Regions from separate parts of the Homo sapiens genome. Here region 2 is linked to region 1. A link is an interaction called in ENCODE POLR2A ChIA-PET data of the cell type or tissue named here. Cell type or tissue: MCF 10A. All regions are shown on one strand. Each heading gives the region's core, and the rest is flanking DNA. Links, peaks and the distances in the headings are about the cores only.

Evidence for each region. Peaks named below come from ENCODE experiments on the same cell type or tissue, not always from the same donor. Only the 100,000 strongest peaks of a DNase experiment are listed, where the experiment ranks them.
Region 2: POLR2A ChIA-PET joins it to region 1 with 14 read pairs; 6 of 35 experiments call an interaction of 5 or more read pairs at or near these places.

Annotation. Positions count from the first base shown.
Region 1 is chr9:72,572,713-72,581,126 of GRCh38, forward strand. It overlaps TMC1 (transmembrane channel like 1), which reads left to right. Exons shown (of 24, transcript NM_138691.3): 2 at 5,190-5,311. LOC101927191 (a long non-coding RNA gene) reads right to left here and starts at 4,817. Exons shown (of 5, transcript XR_242619.5): 1 at 4,706-4,817; 2 at 4,394-4,529. In MCF 10A, for the core only: no CTCF peak of the experiment used is centred there; DNase peaks (open chromatin) are centred at 4,919 and 6,669.
Region 2 is chr9:72,391,702-72,399,968 of GRCh38, forward strand. No RefSeq gene overlaps it. Among named protein-coding and RNA genes, the nearest start is that of ZFAND5, 31 kb to the left of the region's middle. In MCF 10A, for the core only: no CTCF peak of the experiment used is centred there; a DNase peak (open chromatin) is centred at 5,150.

The sequences.
Region 1 (8,414 bases), core at 332-8,331:
CCATGGTGGTTCATGACTGTAATCTCCCAGCACTTTGGGAGGCTGAGGCAGGTGGATCACCTGAAATCAGGAGTTTGAGACCAGCCTGGCCAAACATGGTGAAACCCTGTCTCTACTAAAAGTAGAAAAATTAACTGGGCATGGTGGTGGGTGCTTGTAATACCAGATACTCGGGAGGCTGAGGCAGGAGAATCGTTTGAACCTGGGAGGTGGAGGCTGTGGTAAGCCAAGATCACACCATTGCACTCCAACACAGGGGACAGAGTGAGACTCTGTCTCAAAAATAAAATAAAATAAAATAATTGTCAATATTGTTGGTTATGAAATGCTATCTCATTATTGTTTAAAGAGGCATTTCCCTTGATAACTAGTGAGGTTGAATTTTGTTTTCCAGATGTGCATGAGCCATTGGTTTTTTTCTGTTATGCATTTTCTATTCATATACTTTGACCACATGATATGTGCCTGGTCATAACCCATCAAACTCTTCTTTCTCTCAGATACTTCACTTTATGGAAATCTTTTTCACGTTTATCCCTCAAACCCAGAATTTTGAGTGTCATACCTGTTCTAACATAAATTTGAGGAAAATGAAGGCTAATTCAGAATAAAGAACTATATAAGCAGATGGACAGTGTGTTCTCCTCTAAATAGGGGTGCTAGGATAAGAGGCGGTAGGATAAATGCACAGCCTCAAAATCCACCACCCACTAAAGACCTCACAGTACATGATGACATTAGCATGCTGTGCCAGCATTTCTACCTACCACGATGACCTGGAATGAAGGACAAAAGGGGCAATTGTTAAGTCCTGTGCGTAAACTTTGGAAGAGAACATACCTTGCTTTAAACCATTAAGGGGGCAGGCAATAGATTCCTGTACAGGGTGGCTTAGCCAAAAGTGGCTGGTCTTGTTCTCATTTATATGGTTTATAATGATTCTAAATCATTCTCGGAGAAAAACAGACTCATTTCATCTCCCTTTAATTAGGATTTCTGTTACTGCAATATTTTAGTGGCATTTATGTCAAATGTTTTCTTTTGAGAACTTCTCCCTTTTACTGTCTTTTTTCTTTTATTTTAAACTTTTATTTTAGGTTAGGGGGTACATGTGAAAATTGGTTACATAGGTAAACTCATGTCAAGAGGGTTTGTTGTACGGATGATTCATCACCCAGGGATTAAGCTCAGTACTCAATAGTTATCTTTTCTGCTCCTCTCCCTCCTCCTACTTTCCACCCTCAAGTAGACCCCAGAGTCTGTTGTTTTCTTCTTTGTGTTCATAAGTTCTCATAATTTAGCTCCCACTTATATGTGAGAACACGCAGTATATGATTTTCTGTTCCTGCGTTAGTTTGCTGATGATAATAGCCTCCAGCTCCATCCATGTTCCTGCAAAAGCCATGATCTTGTTCCTTTTAATTTACTTTTTGCTATTCTGATTAGAGAGTGGCCATGCTCCATGCTCCATATGGATATTCTTTGGAAACAAAGCATTTTTGAAATGGTAGGATTGGGGCTAGTAAAAGAGAACAGAAAGAATTGTGAACAGGGTCTCCTCCAGTACAGATGGTTAAAGAACACAAATAGGGAAGTGTGATGAGTGACCTCCATTTAATTGGGCGCCCAAGCTCTTGGCTGCTCCAGCATGGGTTGCCATCCTGACTGATCCCTTGGCTCAGAAACAGATATGGTGCTATCAGGAAAGCAAGGCCAATATCTGAATATTGCAGCAGAGACTGCTCCCATTTCAGAAAGCAACCCAGATTAAAGTTGATGATTCAGTTTCAATAAATGCTTCCTTTTTTATAAAAGGCATTTAACATCACTCTTTCCCCTGGTAATATGGAATTAGCTTTTGGGATCAACTGGAAAATGTCAGAGGGCGATTGTAAAAGGCCACCTGCTAACCACAGGAAGCTGGGCTGATACAGAATGCCAGGTTAACTTAAGGTCGATAATGGTTACTTCCTTGTCACTTTTTACATGCATCCTTGCTCTGCAGTGGGGGTCATAAGAAGTAAGATGCATGCAAGGTGAATTTCTAGAAGTCAGCTTCTCTGAGAAGTATTCTCTGACCATACATTCCTACTAGTCCCCACATACGCTGCTGATCTCCCCATCTTCACCCCCATTGTTGAAATTGCTCCCTCATTGTAACTGTTCACTCATCTGTCTCCACCATAAAGCTTAGGCTCCTAGAAAGTCAGGACCAGAGCTAGTACAGTGCCCCATGTTCTTATGGAATGATTTTAGTGCCTTGAGTTTGGTGTGGTGACCAGAGCTGGTGGCCAACTGTCGTGAGGCCCCAGTCCTTCTTTTTGTCATGCTTTCCCTCCCAGCCCCTCCTTGACCACTCTTTCACCTCCATCTTTCTACTTATATAGAGACAAATAATAAGATGCTTGTACAAAGGGTGTACTTGTATTATCCCATTTGTGTTGATATTCCACAACAGCAAATTAGGTTTTTTTGTTTGTTTGTTTTTTGATGGAGTCTTGCTCTGTTGCCCAGGCTGGAGTGCAATGCGTGATCTCGGCTCACTGCAACCTCTGCCTCCCGGGTTCAAGTGATTCTCCTGCCTCAGCCTCCCGAGTAGCTAGGACTACAGGCACCCACCACCAAGCCCGGCTAATTTTTGTATTTTTAGTACTGACGGGGTTTCACCATATTGGCCAGGCTGGTCTTGAACTCCTGACCTCAGGTGATCTGCCCGCCTCGGCCTCCCAAAGTGCTGGGATTACACGTGTGAGCCACTGTGCCTGGCCTGATAAGGTTTAAAGATTAAATACCATGTCGTTAAATTTGCAAATCTCTCGAATAGGAAAATCAGGAACAATGACAACATTCGGAGCTTCCCAGAAGGTAACAACTATGGGGAGTTTTGTGGGCATCTGAGAGAAGCACACACACAGATGGTTTGCCTTTCATTGGTCCATTCTTGCCCAGAAGGCGACACTAACTGAAACAAAGAAGCCTCATATGAGAAGGACATGGGGTCACAGCAGCTTTTGGGGTGGCCCTGGGTCCTTGATCTGGTCTTTCTCTGGCTCATTTTGTATTGCTCACTTTGTTACTTCACAATCCAGGGCTTGTGACATTTTTCTTCTCTGGAGTGGAAATGACAGAGCTGCAGAACACAAGTTTCTGATTGGTTCCTATGAGTCAGGAAAGAGGGCCAGTTGAAACTGGGCTCACACACACACACACACACAAACTAGGCTCACATGTGTTTTCCCATCAGCTAAACAAGTTTTCAGAAGTACAGAAATAACTCGTTGGGGAAGGGGACCCAGGACAATGACAATGTTTTTGATGGTAATGTCTGCAGAAGTAAGGCAGGTTTCCTCTGTGCCTGAAAAGATGGCACCATTTGAGGAGATGGCATACTCGTGGTGGAATCTTCATTAAGATGTCAAACTAAGCTGTAGGAAATCAACTCTAGAAAACAGCTCTAATGTGAGAAAACATATATCCAGTTTTATAGAGCAAGAGCTGTGATCATGGTGACATTTAACAACTGTATTAGTTGGCCAAGAGGGTAAAAATATACTTGACCTCTTAGAGCACCATAAATACTCTCAGCTTGTGGGCCAACTGTGTCATGGTCTTTTTTCTAGCCCCTCCTCTTTCTCCCTTCCTTCTTGTCTCTCTCCTCCTCTCTCTTCCCTCCCCTTTCTCCTTTCTGACCCTCTTTTCTCTTCTCTATCTTCTCGAACCTTCCCTTCCTCCTCTCCTTTAGGTGCTCAGCACCTCTTTGATTCAATAAACATTTACGGAGCTCCTTCTTGTGCCAACGACTGTACACAGAGCTGGGATGTCAAGATGAATCAGTTACATTTCCTGCCCAATGCCAAGGGATGGCTTGATGGGTTTTGACCAGCCCCTCCCTGGACTCCCAATTTCTTTTTTTTTTTTTTCTTTTTTTTTTTTAGACGGAGTCTTGCTCTGTTGCCAGGCTGGAGTGCAGTGGCACGATCTCGGCTCACTGCAGTCTCTGTCTCCCTCCCAACTTCAAGCGATTCTCCTGCTCAGCCTCTCGAGTATCTGGGATTGCAGGCATGCGCCACCACACCCAGCTAATTTTTTTGTATTTTTAGTAGAGACAGGGTTTCACCATGTTGGCCAGGGTGGTCTGGATCTCCTGACCTCGTGATCCACCCGCCTTGGCTTCCCAAAGTGCTGGGAATACAGTCATGAGCCACCGCGCCCGGTGCCCTGGACTCCCAATTTCTACCTCCTGGAACGTGCTTTACTCACCAGCCTTGGTGTTATTCTGCAATATGGCCAACTGGGATTTTTTTCAATCTTACAGAAATTATTCTCGGAAATGTTTGCTATTTTTTTTTAATGAAGCTACAGCATACAATTTAAGGATAAATAATGTACTTACTCTGCAGCTATTGTTTCAAGTCAAATCCGCTGATTACTCCTCCAAAATTCTTTTCTTAATAAAATCTCTGACCCTTTCCTCTTCCTGTTAGAACTTCTGGAGCTACCATTGTTCCTCCTCTTGGGCTGCTCATAACCTAGGGGAGTCACAGTGAAATTACTTGCTTTAAAATTCTTTAATCACTCTGCGAGTTGTTAGGAAAAGCTGACACATCTGATTTGGAAACTCCCACTCCAGTGGACTGTTGTGCCTCAGCACACAGGGACGGGTGGAGCAAAGGAACAAGAAGCCAAAAACTCTCAGGGCACTTACTATGATTGTGTAAAAGAGAGACTCATCAATTAACACAGGTACTGGCAAGTGCACTTCATAATGCCTCCATTTCTAGACAGATCAAAAACAGTGTGCCCTGTCAATAAATGCTGAGTTTCTGTAGCAGCCTGATTGAGATCAGCTAACCTTTAGGCCAAAAGCGGGATTCTTCCTTGCTGAAGCTTTTGGCAAAGCATATTGAGCTTCATGCCAGGGATTAGATTAACTCTTGCAAAACTGGTTCACCAGGAACAATGACTCAGTGTTTTTTTTTTAGTATCCGGCATATTGTGTGGAGCAGCTATAAATATATTTACAAGCTGGAGTTTCAAGGGAGGGGAGTAATAGCTTGCTGAAAAACATGCCAACTGAGTTATGGGTCTTCACGCAGCCAGCATGCTGTGTTTTGGGCTCTGCCTCTTGTAATTTTTAGAAATTAATTAGTTTATTCTTTATTTATATTTATTTATTTATTTATTTTCAGATGGGATCTTACTCTGTTGCCCAGGCTGGAGTGCAGTGGTGCGATCTCGGCTCTCTGCAACCTCCGCCTCCCAGGTTCAAGTGATTCTCCTGCCTCGGCCTCCTGAGTAGCTGGGATTTCAGGTATGCCTCACCATGCCTGGCTGATTTTTGTATTTTTAGTAGAGGCAGGGTTTCACCATGTTGGTCAGGCTGGACTTGAACTCCTGACCTCAAGTGATCCACCTAAGGGTACTGGGATTACAGGCATGAACCACTGCACCCGGCCTGTTGGTTGTAATTTTATTTTCCTCCTCAAGGACTTTGAGCACATTATCTTCTCTTTAATAACTTGTTTCCACCCTCCTTTGTGCACGCGCGCACGCGTGTGTGTGTGTGTGTGTGTGTGTGTGTGTGTGTGTGTGTATTTTCTGATCTCCCTACGGGGGCAGAGAGTCTCAAGCAGGTATGTCCATGTTATTAACATACTGTCTGCTTATTAACTAACTGCACCAATGATGAAAGCCAACTGACAAACAAGTGATGCTCTTATCCCTCCTTCGCAAGCAATGAATCTGAAAGCCAAGAGAAGTTTTCCTTTCAACAGGAAGTGTTTTGGAGTCCGAACAACTCTGCATTTAGACAGTGCAGCTTTTAGTTACAGATCTTGGCAATGGGGCAGGCAGAGGGAGCGGCAACTACAGACTTTGCCGTAGGACTGTTTTCTATGGAGTGTGTGTGCTCTGACGAGCTAGTGACAGGAGGGAGGTTACAAAAGCATTTACTGAAATAAGGATTTCTAATAGAGGAGCTTTTTAAAAGTATTAAATATGCTAATGTGCCTAGGGCATAGTCAACAAAGAGTTATAATACATGTCATTTTTCATATTTATCAAGGAAACCATGTCACCCGCAGCCTTTCTCAATTTCTGGCATTCTGAGAAACACACTGTAGTGGTGCCTGAGGGTCTGGGGAAAGAAGAATAGAATGAATGGGGCATCTCAGAATCGTAAACTCCCCCAGTTGTAGTTCCTTTCGATGTTGGTCGTTGGATGAATTTCCAGTTTCTACTATTGTGGTTGGATTGGGGAGAGTAGCTCAAATTGGGAATTGCTTTTTGAGGATCTAGGGCTTCTGGAATTCTCCCAGTTTCTTTTTACCTCTTTATGCTATCTTGTCTACTTTGAAAAATCAGTAGCATCCATTTGATTGCAGAGCTGAATCTTTCTATACAGTGAGGAGTTGTAATCACATTACTTATAACCTGCTTATTTAACTTTTTAAAGGTGCAAGTCATTGTAACCTAAGTATTTACTCACACTGATCCTTAATATACTCCCCTTTCTTATCTGCAAGCTTCTTTCTCTGGTTTCTCCTAACTCTGTTACTGCTCATGAGTTTAAAACTTTGTCTTCTCAGTTCCTGGCTTCACCTGTTTGGTCTCTGCTCTCCAGGACTCTGCCTTGGAAATCTGACTCACACTTCTATATGTCCCTGGGGCTCAACTTCGGGCCTGGCGCCAGAATCACCCAGGCTCCAAGCAAGCCTTGTAGACTCCACTCAGTCCTTTGACTCAAGGAAATCTCCACTTCTAAATGGCTCTCCGGTTGATTCTGATGCCAGTCCAGGGTTGAGAACCACCGCTTTAGCTTCTAGACACACAGCCCCCTCCCCTTTTTCCTGGAGCCCCTCTTGGGTCATGATTCTATTTTCCCTATTTCTGTACTCAGAAGGGATAAAAATGGAAGTGTATGTGAAGTTGCTACTACGTCCCAGGTGCTTTAAATATGTTATTTTATTCAATCTTCACAACAGTCTTATGCAGTCTCTATTTTTATTTTAAGAATGAGGAAAACAATACTTGGGTGCAGTGGCTTATGTTTGTAATCCCAGCACTTTGGGAGGCCAAGGTGGGTAGATCACTTGAGCCCAGGAGTTCAAGACCAGCCTGGGCAACATGGCATAACCCTGTCTCTACCAACAATACGAAAATTAGCCAGTCTCATAACCTGGTCTATAAATAAATAAATAGATAAAAATTTAAAAATAAAATAATTTAAAAAGAAAAGAATGAGGAAAACAAGATTCAGAGAGCCTTGGTCATCTTCCCAAAGGTGCACAATTAAGAAATGGCTAAGCAGGGGTTCTGACTCAGATCTGTCAGCATCTACAGCTTTGCTATTTAAAAGAGCGTGGTCCGTGGACTAGCAGAATCAGTGTCACCTGGGATCTTGGTAGAAACACAAATACTTGAGTGCCATCTCAGACGTACTGAATCAGTTTCTTCAGGGGTAGGGTCCAGGAATATGCATTTTATGAAGGCCTCTAAATGTTTCTCAAAGTTTAAGAAGCATGGGGAACTATATCTTTTCCTACTATATAGTCTTATCTCTTTCCTTGTTTCTTTACTCCAAAGTATTGCCTTATTTCTTTCCCAGAAACCTCACTATCAGCTCACTGTGCAGCCTTACTCATATCTTCCTCAACCAGCAGTTTTATTACACACACCCTTCTCATTTCCTCACATTGCTCATGGTATCTGACTGAGTACAGGGATCCAACCTGGCTTTGGGTTTTGCACTGTCTTGCCTCAGTCTCTTAATTTCTTCCTATGTACATTTTAAGATATTGAAGACACTAACTTCCAAACCTCTTCTCTAAATCTGACAGTGAAGCAGTGTGTGTGTGTGTGTGTGTGTGTGCATGCCAGTGCATACACCACACATACAAGCACATACACAGAGTTAAGTTTGGTCACATTTACTTCATTAATTGATATATACCACAACTGAGAAAAACTTACTGGCATTCTGCTCCAAGCTTGAATTCCCAGACGAAAAACAAACAAGCAAACAAACAACTCCTCCTTACACAAAAATATCTAGTGGCCTTGGAAAATTCCATTTAACATTAAATTGTGTCTCTTCAAAGTGAAGCAGGGTGGGCAGATTTTTGAACATGAATCTACTGATAACACAACACCTCTTCAAAACTAGAATCTCATTCAGGGTTAAATGATGTCCAAGTCAAACCTGAGATGCTAGCATGATGCCCCATCCTCAGTCAGAGGTTTCAGGGTGGCAAACAACTTTTGCTCACTCTCCTCTGCCTCTCTCTATATTTGCAGAAAGTCCAGCTTTCACTGCAAAAGTTCGATAACTCTGTAAAACAGTTTGATCCTAACTTCAAAAGAATTTTTATGCTATTTGGAATACATAAAAAATGAATTTATTCCAATACTTTAGC
Region 2 (8,267 bases), core at 268-8,267, 180 kb before region 1:
TGGTCTCGAACTCTTGGGCTCAAGTGATCCTCCCACCTTGACCTCTCAAGTGCTGGGATTACAGGTATGAGCCACTGCACCTGCCCTGAGGGTGGTCTTGTGTGGGCTGTGTTCCCTCTAACTTTGCAGTTGTCTTAAGTCTTCCCAGGGCTATACGAATGGTAGTACTAGCTTAGAGGAATATTAAAACAGCATCCAAGTATAGGGCTGTGTTCCCTCTAACTTTGCAGTTGTCTTAAGTCTTCCCAGGGCTATACGAATGGTAGTACTAGCTTAGAGGAATATTAAAACAGCATCCAAGTATAACAGTTGTGTGACCAAGAAGAAAATTAGTCTAATTTAGGAGAGTAATCAGCAGACTTACAGAAGTCTATTTTCAAGGAAATGAATGGAGTATATTTCAGATAATAGCTGCTGCTAATGAAAAGTTGCAAAATATTAGGATATGGTGGAAAAAAACCTATGAGTCTTAACAAAGCAAAAATGAATAGCCAGAAACTCTAGCTAAATCATAACATTTACCAGAATGTCATGTTCCAAATATGAAATAATTTAAAACATGATCTTTTTCAGCCATTGGTAAAATATTAGAGAGGATAATCTATTTAACCTTGGTGCTAGTGTATTTTCTTTTGAGTGACACAATGATTACAGGATCAGAAATGTAGTCAAGGGAATGTAATTATTAGCACTCTCTGGCTCTGTGATGAATAATGTGATGAATAGTCATAATAATGCAAAATTTGTTTATTGATTATCAGCTTTTAAAATAAACCGATGCACAAAGCATGGAGGAGTTAATCCTGATTAAGGACAGAATGTAAACACTCTCAGCTTTGATGATGTTAAAGTAAAGCTCTAGCTGACAGATTTTGGAAAATGAAAAGTAAATAGGGAAGAGGGAAGAAGTGGTAAGGATGCAAATGCTCTCATTTTATAAAATGAGGCATCAAGAGAATCTGTTGAAAATTGAAATAGTAATGACAAATTAAATAGCAATGACAAAAATGATCCTGAGAGCAGTGTGGAAGAGGATGTTCTATCTGGAAAAAATAGAAAATGCTGAATTCACTGCACACTGTAAACAAAAATATTAATTCCAGGTAAATTATAGACCCTTTCAAAGGCAAAACAGTAAGGCTTTAAAAGATAATACAGAAAAAATAGATTCATAATCTCTATATGGGAGAGTGATTTTAAAACATATTAAACATTAAGAAGCCCCAACCTTTAAGATAAGGATTGATGAATTTGATTACAGTGAAATAAGAACATTAAAAATAAAATAGTGGGTGGGGGGCGATGGGAGGGACCTTAGAGGATAGACCAATATGTGCAGCAAACCACCATGGCACACGTATACCTACGTAACAAACCTGCACATTCTGCACATGTGTCCCAGAATTAAAGTAAAATTTAAAAAATCGTAAAAAGGCAAGCCATGGACTTGAAAATATCTGGAATACATGTTTAATCAATATTTGTTATAGCCAACAAAGGACCCATATCCAGAATATCTGAAGAGCTTATACACCCCAATAAGAAAATACAACTTAATAGAAAAATGAGCAAATAGTTTTCAACAGCCACTTCAAAACAGGATATAACTAGTTGATCAATAAGCATATGATAAGATATTCAATCTCAGCCACCAGAAAAACACAAATTAAAACAGTAAAGAGGTACCACTACACACCTCTCAAAATAGCTAAAATTTAAAAAGACTGAAAAAGAGCAAGGATTGCTCCTGGAACTCTCCTCCACTGCTGGTGAAAAGAGAAACTAGCTTAACCAATTTGGAAAGCAATTTGGCTTTATTGATTAAAGTTAAAGATACCATACCTCATGACCTAGCAATTTCTCTCTTAGGTATATATCTAAAAGAAATATATGCCCATGTGTACCAGGAGACATGTATAAGAAAATTCATAACAGCTTTATTCACAATAGCCTAAACCTGGGAACAACCAAAATATTCATCCATGGGAGCATGGATAAATAGTTGTAAGGCTCTCTCTCATGGAATTCTATATAGCAGTGAATATTAATGGACTGCAGCTGAATGCTACAATATTAGTGAATCTCATGAACATAATACTGAGCTAAGAAAAGCCTGATGCAAAATAATATATAGTGTATGATTCTATTTACATAAAATTCAAAAACAGGTGAAATTATAGTGTTGAGTGATGCATCCTTGGATAGCAAAAATATAAAGAAAAGCAAGGAAGTTATTACTAAAGAAGTCAGAAGAGTTTTATGTTTTAGGAAAAGGGAGTGAGTTATGCCTTGGAGAGGCATGCAGGAACCTTCTGGGGACTGACACTCCTTTATTTGACCTGAGTAGCCATTTCAGGGAGGTTTGCTTTGGAATACATCTCTGCTTTATGTATTTTTTTGGCGTGTGACCTATTTCACAAGCTGAAAAGAGGATTTAAATAAAAAGAACTAGTGGTTTAAGAAAGTTATTTAAATAACAAAGGTAACCAATGGAGAAACTAAAATAGTGCTGTAACTGCTAAAAATTGAGAGATGTAGACCAGTGTAATAAGCTAACTTCTCCACTGTGGTCACAGGAAGTTAATAAGAAAATTTCCAAATTGATACACATATTATGAAATAAGAACCCAAACCAACTGTAAAAGCGTTGTTCTCTGTTATGTAATTTCCTTCTTAAAATAATGCATACTTATTAATTTTATAATCAAGAAAAACTATCATGTTATATTAACATTTTTATATTTTTTAAACATCTGTGTGACTGAACAACCAGATTAGAAACAAACAAATTTGTTGACTGAGTTAACTTAGTTTGAGGAATTTTAACTTTTTAGTGAGTTGTTTTGTAGTGCCCTAAATATTTATTGAAACAATTTTATATATTCAATGTAAAAAATTCTCTTTTCTCTGTGTAACTTTCAGATCACTTGTGAGAACTTTGAGAAGCATCCAAAGAGATTGAAGAATTTTTTTGTTTTAGTAGCAAAATCTTACTTATTGTACAATTATTTAGAACTGTGATAGAAGAGTTTTTATTGTTGCCTTTCCTGACTTCAATTCATTTTAAAGGCATTTTTATTAATAAATAACATAATGTGCAACGGCTTTCATAAACCACTCCCACTCCCACCCCTGTGTCATCCCCGTAAAACTAAACAAACCAACTGAAATCTCTGCACTTCTACAAAAACTCAGTATGATGTCCCTCATAAGAATTAATGTAAGGAACCAGGGTCGGTGGCTCACGCCTGTAATCCCAGCACTTTGGGAGGCCGAGGCGGGTGGATCACCTGAGGTCAGGAGTTCAAGACCAGCCTGACCAACATGGAGAAACCCCGTCTCAACTAAAAATACAAAATTAGCCGGTATGGTGGCGGGCGCCTGTAGTCCCAGCTACTCGGGAGGCTAAGGCAGGAGAATCGCTTGAACCCGGGAGGCGGAGGTTGCCATGAGCCGAGATCGCGCCACTGCACTCCAGCCTGGGCAACAAGAGCGAAACTCCGTCTCAAAAAAAAAAAAAAATTAATGTAAGGAAACAATGTCCTCATCACCCACCATTTCACAGCTGCTGCATTATACTTAGGTGGAAGTGTAGCTTTTATTTTATTTATTTATTTATTTATTTTATGAGACGGAGTCTTGCTCTGTCGACCAGGCTGGAGCGCAGTGGCGCGATCTCGGCTCCGCCTCCCAAGTTCAAGCCATTCTCCTGCCTCAGGCTCCCAAGTAGCTAGGACTGCAGGCGCCCGCCACCACGCCCCTCTATTTTTTTGTATTTTTAGTAGAGACGGGGTCTCACCATGTTTGCCAGGATGGTCTCGATCTCCTGACCTCGTGATCCAACTGCCTCGGCCTCCCAAAGTGCTGGGATTACAGGCGTGAGCCACCGCGCCAGGCCGGAAGTGTAACTTTTAATATCAAGCACTCACATTTTAACGTGGCTTTTTAACTAGGGCAAGACCCTACAGATCATTTTAATTATCAATATAAGTCCATTTGAGCTCACTGATAAACCACACGAGAGAAAAAGTTGCTTTTCAAATAAGGAAAGCCTTTTAATTGCTTGTCTGCATTTACTTTTTTAAGATTAGTTTTTGTTTTTAAAAAGAAGCAGATTTAGCCTGAAAAACATATGCAAATTTTCCTTCCAAAAGTGCTTTATTTAAAAAAAAAAAGCTTAAAAAAAGTAGTATGAAATAGGCAAATATTCTTCCAATATAAAAGAAAAGGAATTTGAAAGTTGAGATTCCACTTTGTTAAATTAACTACTAAAAATATGATGGATTAAACTTTGAGACTCTTGGAAAGTGTTACCATAATATTTATGATGAAATCATTAATTTTGTAAAGGGAAAACATTCTTGTTCCAACTCAGTAGTTCTTTTTCACTTTCTGGCTAACATAGAAAAATAAATATGACATTGTTCTGAGGAATCTGTTGTCCCAAAGCAATTAAGAAGCAAATCAATGAAATATTCTTGTAAATCAAAGCAGTTATCTTCTTATTTTTTATTGTGTACTTTGAACTCGCTTTTTAGGGAAGCATGTTGAGACATCTGAATTCCTTTGCCTTTAGATTTTGGAACTATTTTGGTCTTATTTCAATTGTTAACTATCTCTCTGCTTGTAATGTCTCAATACTTTTGAGTGTTCACAGTAAAAAGAATAAAGGCACCCACTGCACTCATTTATGACATGGACTGGACAGGAGCCACTCAAATGTCCACGCTGAGTTCTGGCAAGTCACATTGCCTCTGGTCTTGTGTTTTGGTTTGGTGGGCACACTTCTGTCCTTGTTCACACTTTCAATCCACATTTCCAAAGAACGGCCATTTTAATCCACCTGTGCTAAAAACATTGGTTAGGTCTTCTTTCTCTAAGAAGGTTGCATTTCAGGTATGAGATTTAGAAAATAACTATAGGCATAAAGGTCAGCCAATCTGTTTTCAAAACAGGGCTGACAAGTAAGCAGGTGCAGGCACTAAGTTCAACTTACAAGTGTAAACTCTACTTCAAAATCAGTTCTGAGTCATCTGCTCTGTCTGTTAGGCACTCTTGTTTACAGTACATCTTTAGCCTTCTCATGTAGCAATACTATTGGTAAGTGGTATGCATAAGAAAAAAAACAACTTGATCTTGACAAAATGTGTACCCTATGTGTGGTGAAGAGACGTTTTGGAAGGTCTTGAGCAATTTTTTAAAATGCCTGTGTGTGTGTACGTACCCTTTATGTAATATTTAATGACTCGTGTTCTAAGAGGGTGTGTTTTTCTTTCTTAAAGAGCTGGCAGCTGGCCTATCCTCTTAGAAATGGGAAATTTCTTAAGCTAATTTGCACAAGCAGGCTATGTGTTTTGACGACGAAGCTGTAACTCTTTGTCCAGACAGTATTGCCAATTATCTGTGAATATCCTTATTAAGTAAAGACTTCAGAAAAAAAAAAAAAAGCCAGATCTTTTTATTAGCTTGTTTTGCATATAAGCTTTCAGGATAGTTGTATATTAATGTCACTTCTAAAGAAGAAAGGAGTTATTTAAAGGGATGACCTGATTATCTTGATAAAGAAAATATTAGAGCTGCAACCCATTTTCTGAAAAATTGGCCTTGGATTTGAGTGCAGTCCGGAAGGTGAAAATTTTGAATTGAATTTTAAACTCTAGGACAATAAAGTTTGAGCCAAATCATTTACTCTTTCTGTTTCTTAGTTTTCCAATCTGTTAAATGAGAATCAAAGCATTTATGTATATTTCTTCTTATAGGGAAATAAAGCATTGGTAATTGATTAGAAGGTACAAATCAGTGCACATGCATTTGTTCTGTCTGAAATACTAAGCCAAGCATCATCTTCATCTGCTCCTTCCTTATGAGACCAATGTGCACCCTTGGGGTCATCACATATCTTATGGCAAGGAAAAGCCCTCTATCTGTAGTGAGACTTCAGAGGTAGAAATAAATTTTTGTGCCACATAGAGCTCAGATAACCAGGAAACAGCCAAAATAAAGATAGATTTTGTGAAAATTATGTTTCATGTTTTTGAAAATTTAAGAGCATTTTCTCAGAGAGAAAAAACATGCATGGATGGGGGCTAGAATCAGAAATAAAGAAGGTGAAGAGGTTGTAGCAATCACTCTTCTGACGGTCTTTAAAACAGAAAAATAAAAATAAAAATAAATAAAAATAAGCAAAAAATGTAATTCCCCAACAGATGAAGGAGGAATTGGTTTTGTTACTTTTTAGAGGTCCTTTTAGTTTATAACATGCTGATGTGGGTTATTACATCAGCCACCAATTAGCATATGAAGTGCCAACATATATGCCAAGCTATGCACTATGTGTTGGGAACTGAAAAGTGAGTAAGAGGCTGGGAGCGGTGGCTCACGCCTGTAATCCCAGCACTTTGGGAGGCCGAGGTGGGCAGATCACTTGAGGTCAGGGGTTCAAGACCAGCCTAGCCAGCATGGCAAAACTCTATCTCTACTAAAAATACAAAAATTAGCCAGGTGTGATGGCACACACCTATAATCCCAGCTATTCGGGAGGCTGAAGCAGGAGAATCGCTAGAACCCGTGAGGTGGAGGTTGCAGTGAGCTGAGATTGCACCACTGCACTCGAGCCTGGGTAGCAGAGTAAGACTCTGTCTCAAAAAAAAAAGAGTAAATAAGAAACAATTTTTGCTCTCAAGGTCTTCTTAACCTTTCATGGCAGAGAAATACATACAAATAATTACAATACTATGTGATAAGTGTTAGACTAGTGGCAAAAACCTGTGCTGAGATTACGAATTTTGCCTGGGCTGGTTGGGACTGAAGAAGTAATATTTGTGCTCGGCCGTGAAGACTGAGGGGAGGTTAGGCATGGCAGGTCATCCTAGGAAGAGAATACAGCTTGAACAAAGACATGGAGAAATGGATGCCATTGGTTTATGGGAAATATTTTAGAGACGAGGTAAGTGTTTGAGCGTCAGGCAGTTCCAGGTTTTTAACCCAGCTATGTGGCCATTCACTGGCTCTATGATTTGGGGTACATTACTTGGCCTCTCTGAACCTCAGTTTCTGCATCTTTAATATAGGGACATTATTGCCTATCCTGGCAAGTTGCTGTGAGCATTACATGAAAAAATAAGTATAAAGGGCCTGACACAGTGCAAGGACATAGTAGATGTTCACTAAATGATCACTGTTACCCTGTCTCCTTGAGTGGGTTGCAGCTATTAATATGGAACCACATATAGTTGTGACAAGTCTTCTGTGAAATGGAAGTAACACCTACTTTCAGGGTTGTTTTGAGGATGAGAGGTAGTATCAGACAGAGGTCCAATAATGTGCTCAAGAAACAGTAGTTATGATTACAATTATTATAACACTTCTCTTTGAAAGACCAAAAGACATGCATATTTTACTTATATTGAATAAATTATGAATTTGTGTGTGTGTACAGAATTGTACTTTCTGCTAGACCAAAGCAGAAACTTGCATTACCTTGAAGGTAATGTGTCATATTAATGAATATGTTTTAAAATAGAGAACTCAGAAATAAGACTACACACCTACAACCATCTGATGTTCAACAAACCTGACAAAAACAAGCAATGGGGAAGGGATTCCCTATTTTATAAATGGTGCTGGGAGAACTGGCTAGTTATATGCAGAAAATTGAAACTGGACCCTTTCCTTACACCTTATACGAAAATTAACTCAAGATAGATTAAAGACTTAAATGTAAAACTCAAAACTATAAAAACCATAGAAGCAAATCTAGGCAAAACCATTCAGGACATAGGCATGGGCAAAGAATTAATGATGAAAATGCCCAAAGCAATTGCAACAAAAGTAAAAATTAACAAGTGGGATCTAGTTAAACTAAAGAGCTTTTGCACAACAAAAGAAACTATCATCTGAGTGAACAGACAACCTACAGAATGGGAGAAAATTTTTGCAACCTATCCATGTGACAAAGGGCTAATATCCACAGTCTACAAGAAACTTAAATTTACAATAAAAAAGCTAACAAACCCATTAAACAGGGCCCAAAAGACATGAACAGACATTTCTCAAAAGAGGACATTCACGCGGGCACCAAACATATAGAAAAAAGCACAGCGTCACTGAAATGCAAATCAAAACCACAGTGAGATATCATCTCATGCCAGTCAGAATGGTGATTATTAAAAAGTCAAGAAACAACAGATGCTAGCAAGGCTGTGGAGTTTTTACATGGTTGGTGGGAGTGTAAATTAGTTCAACCATTGTGAAAGACAGTGCGGCAA